2 separate regions of the Homo sapiens genome follow, and region 2 is linked to region 1. Evidence: read pairs that join two places in POLR2A ChIA-PET (ENCODE). Cell type or tissue: Panc1. All regions are shown on one strand.

Region 1 (2,500 bases):
AGAGATCACTGAGGCTTGCCACTACTTGAGGAGGAGAAATGAAATGTCCATTCTTGCCCCCAGACCAGCCTTGCAGTTCCAGTCGAACTCCCACAAGAAAAGAGGAATTCAATTTCCCTAGAAAGACTTCCGACTGAGTCAGATTGATGCAGACCCTCCAAAAACACGCCAGGAGGGCTTACAATCCTGGTAGTCCACCAAATGGCCCTCGCCTGTAACAGTTGATCTATACTAGGACCAAACCACCGGCCACCCTCCACCCCATAACAGTTATGAATATGTAAGCCCCCACATGCCAAAGATTTCAACATGAGCCCAATGGTTTCACCAGTACCCACCTCTTTTCCTACCAGTTCTTACACAGTGAATGCTCAAAAACAAGTGTGGCTGACACAGGGTGGAAAGGGGCAAGCTAAACAATTGCTAAGCACGTCTATTACGGTGGTTGAACTATCCATGGCATTTCAAAACCTCAACTGCTAAACAATTTAGCCAGATCACTATCTGAAACTTTCTAATGAGCTGAGTTAAAGCTATTAGGTTTCACCTAACCAAAAAAAAAAAAAAAAAAAAAAAAAGGATGGTTATTTGTTTTGGGTCATGAGCCCAGAGGTTAATGTAGGATAGCACAGTGATCAAGAGAACAGACTCTGGAGACAGCCCACTTTGACTGGCTCCTGACACTGGCACTTCCTTGCTGTGACTTTATGCAAATCACTTGACCTTTCGTTGCTTCAGTTTTCCCATCTTCAAAATGGGCATAATCATGGAAGTCCACACTCCCTAATCCAAATTCTGAGCAGCCAGCCAACTGTGATTCAGAAGCTTTATGGATTTTGTAATGGTAAAAATGCATATGCCATATCTTACATAACACTTTCAATGGTATCTGCAGCAAATAAAATATGCCCATAATTTCTGAAGTAAAAATATATGTGTAGTTCTCACCAAGTGAGAAAAATAAAGACTGTCATAACCTCACGTCACTTCAGACCAAGTTTTGTAGCCAAATTTATGAAAATCACAGTTTTTAGAGCTTTTTTGATTTTGGAAATACAGCTAAAGGATAAGATCTCTCACATTGACTGAGTAATATATAAAAATTAAATGCGTTAATTGATAAAAGTTCTTGGAGTGGTGCCTGGCATGTAGTAAGCACCATAGTGTTACCAACAACAACTTCTATTATTTTCATGTAAAATTTGGAAACTTTAAAGTTATGACTAAATTTCATTTGGAAACCAGTACACTTTGGAGATTAATAGGAATTACCCCTTTGAAACAATCCTCTAGGGAAGGATTTTCTGAGATGATGAAAATGTTCTATATCTGCACTGTCCAATACAGTAGCCACTAGCTGCATGTAGCTATCAAGCACTTGAAATATGGGTGGTTAATTTCATTTAACTAATTTCAATTCAAATGTAAATAGCCATATGTGGCTAGTGACTACCATGTTGGACAATGTAGCCTCCGAGGGCTTGGTTCCCAATCTGGCCCACGAAAATCTATTTAAGCCATAACACAGATGAATTATAGCCTCGGTAAAAACCCTGCATTCTGCATCCAGGGAGCAGAGAGGAACACATGATGCTAGAGAGAGTTCTGCCCTTCTTTGTAGGCCACATGGTTGGCCTATAACAAAATGCATCTTTGATATCGTCTTCCTCTCTTTCTCCATTCCCTACTCCTCCATCTCCAACTCTCCTCTTTGGGCCTTACATAACTAAATCACATGCTTCCCTAAAACCCTATCAGAACCTTCCACCCCTCTTCCAGAAGCACCATGTTTCCTAATCACCTGTCTTCCCTCGCCTCAACCAAACCCCTACTTGCTCAATGCCACAGATCTCAACTGAACGTTGGGAGGAAAGCAACTTCAGCAAACAAATTCACACTCTTAGCTGCTTCTACTGTTTTTGGCTTTTCCTCTGCTTCTCCTTCTGAACCCAGAAGCTCTGTTTTATTGTTCTTCCACCGCAGAAGTAGTTCCGGCAGAGAGAGAAGGCATTAAGACTAAAGCAACTGTCCTATATAGGCGCCTGTCAGCCAGGTGTGTGGAACACACACGCGCGCGCACACACACACACACACACGTGCAGCAAGCCTCACTCTGTGCAAATCCCTCCTCTTGCCCAGGCATGGGAAACGTCCCCTGCTGTCTACTTTAGAAAACTCTTCCACCATGCACAGTATTTTTTCAATCTTCTTTTATTCATTTAGAAAGTTACAGGTAACAAATTGCACATCAAACAGTTTTTTTAAAGTATACAACAAAAGCCCAGAGAAGAATGTGACTAAGAATGGTTGTAAATAGAAAAACAAAACCAACCGCCTTCATTGGAATCTAGCTTCTAACCCACTGGAGTATGGAATTTTTAATGACAGGTCAAACTTGGACCACATCCCAGGAGTTTATGTTACTAAGAGGACTGGAAGAATGTCCCTCCAGTTCAATCTGGCTTCTTACCTGGTAAGACATGGCTCCTGGGTATAAAGG
Region 2 (2,500 bases), 360 kb before region 1:
TTGAGCACAATGTTTACAAAGAATAAAGTATTATTTAGCTTATTTCCTAAATAAAGGAGGTTCATGTATAAGATAAGCTGATTTCATTTAATGTACATCTTTCTTTTGAGTCTGAATAGTCAAGTAGAGTGAATGGGGGAAGAATGCTGTTCTCACTTTGAGGTAGTGGCAGAACAGTTCTGAGTTCCTACGGCTATGATTTCACTTAATCCTCATTACCCTGCTGGTAGGTCTTATTCCCATTTCCAGAGAGGAAACTGATGGTTCCCTGCAGTCACAAGTATCTGGAATTTAAAGTTGGACCTTTTAAACTCCAAAGTCTATGCTATACTCTAAAGATTTTGGGAAAGTAAGAGTCACACTTGGTTTTATGAACTGTTCTTCATAAAGAATCTGCTGTAACTTTCACCTTTATTTTGCATCTAGAGGGAAAACTGGATGTAGCCAAAGTTTGAGTTTGTATGGTAGGTTGTTTACCCATTTCTTTTATTCATTTGCTGTTTGAGTGCCTGCTATGTGCCAGACACTAGCCTAAGTGCTACTATCCATATACCTATTGAAAGTTGGCTGGTGGTTTTTCTGTACTTTTGAAATGATAGGTCTCTAGATAACTTTTTAGATCTATTAAGACTGAAAATTGATCTTTTTTTCCCCTGCAGTGAGCCTGTTCATGCGAAGAAACGGAAGCATGAACGCATTATAGATAAATATGAAAAAATACCAAGAACTCTGCAAACTGCACCAGAGAAGGAACTGATTCATTTACTTCCTATCAAAGATAAAAGTGGTATAATCCCACAGACTAGGGAGAAGCCAGGTGAGTCTAATAAACTGGTAATATTAGTTGAACTTTTACCCCCTTACTGATATCATGTTTTTTTTTCACTCAAAATTTAATTTTACTTTGATTTTACCCATATCTAGAAAATATTCAATTAGTCTTATAGCAAGCTTGATGATTTGGGCCAGAATTATAGATTATCTCAGGTACCAATTTGTACTGTGAGGACAACTGAAGCTACAAGGTTCAGGTGATTTTCTTTTCACTAAATTTTGTTGTTTCTAAAATTAGAGCATATTAACTGTTCTTGATTAGCTTTCTTTTTTAATGTATCTTCTTTTGTATGTGAAATAAAACAGAAAAGTTCAGATATCAAAGATGTGAAGTTACATGGTTTATAACAAAGCGCATACCTATAAAACTACTATTCAGACAAGGAAAAAAAACTACTGCTAGCTTCCAGAATCCTCCCTTGTGCTCACCTCAATCACTAATTGTGCTCTTCCCATAAAAGTAACTGCTATCCTGAGTTTTATCGTAATCACCTCCTAGCATTTCTTTACAGTTTTTACCACTTAAGTATATATCACAGTTTTAATACATATGTTTTCCATATAGTTACTGATAGTAACAAAGATGAAGAGGATCAAGAAGAAGAGAGGGAACTTGAGGAAGGTAATATGTCTTTACAGTTACTAAATTGTTAATTGAGAATTTTTTTGCATAATAGTAAATGTGAGTTAATTTTAGATGAAATCTGGAAGGTACATTTTGGAGTACTGCTCATTTCAAGGTCACTTTGAACATTTTTCCACATTTGAAAGCTTCATCTTGTGGAATTATTAATAGATTCTTTATTTTTTTGATTATGGAAAAATTTACACAATCATATTTGTAATATCTAGGCATACAAGAAGTGTGTCTTGTTAATTATTACTGTTCTGAATTCCTTTTAATTGTAAGAGAAAGACTACTTACAAATAACTGTTAACTTTTTAGCTTTAAATTACAAAAGCGATTCTGTAGTATGAAGTCATTTTGGTTTGTTTCTAGCACAATTATACTTGCATATGTTTCATATAATTGAATGTCAGTTTCTATTACCTAGGACCATTTAATCAAAGTTGAACTGAAATAATGCATTTTATTGTTTGAAATTATATTAGTTTGGAATTTGTGACAGAACAATCTAGTTAAATTTTACTTTCGCTTAGCAGACCTCATTAATAGCAAAAATGAATTACAGGTCAACTGTTTAACTGTTTTCAGTCACCCATCATAAAACCATTACAGATTATGCTAGTGTTGATTAAATCTAGTTCCCTATGAATTTCCTAAGGTGGACATGTTTTTCTGTAGCCCAAAACTATGAAGTATTAGTTTGTATAAAGTAATATATAGTGTTAAAAACAAAGGAGAATATTCTGTACTTAAAAAAAAACTAAATAGGATTATCCTATTTGTTAATTAATATGAATTATTTTGGGCTTATTATCATAGAAGCTAAGAATATGAGCTCTAGGCTGGTTGCACTGGCTCATGCCTGTAATCCCAGCACTTTGGGATGCTGAGGTGGGAGGATCACTTGAGCCCAGGAGTTTGAGACCAGTCTGGGCCACATGGTGAAACCCCGTCTCTACAAAAAACACAAAAATTAGCTGGGTATTGTGGCTCACCTATGGTCTCAGCTACTGGGGAGGCTGAGGTGGGAGGATCAAT

What was found. ChIA-PET counts read pairs that join two places held together with the same protein. Peaks named below come from ENCODE experiments on the same cell type or tissue, not always from the same donor. Only the 100,000 strongest peaks of a DNase experiment are listed, where the experiment ranks them.
Region 2: POLR2A ChIA-PET joins it to region 1 with 28 read pairs; 2 of 35 experiments call an interaction of 5 or more read pairs at or near these places.

Annotation. Positions count from the first base shown.
Region 1 is chr10:93,995,711-93,998,210 of GRCh38, reverse strand. The region is part of intron 1 of PLCE1 (phospholipase C epsilon 1); the gene reads right to left. Among named protein-coding and RNA genes, the nearest start is that of PLCE1, 3.0 kb to the right of the region's middle. In Panc1, no CTCF peak of the experiment used is centred here; no DNase peak of the experiment used is centred here; H3K4me3 peaks cover 779 bases; H3K27ac peaks cover 2,500 bases.
Region 2 is chr10:94,355,491-94,357,990 of GRCh38, reverse strand. It overlaps NOC3L (NOC3 like DNA replication regulator), which reads left to right. Exons shown (of 21, transcript NM_022451.11): 4 at 660-817; 5 at 1,400-1,456. Among named protein-coding and RNA genes, the nearest start is that of NOC3L, 6.2 kb to the left of the region's middle. RefSeq lists an enhancer at 1-45. In Panc1, no CTCF peak of the experiment used is centred here; no DNase peak of the experiment used is centred here.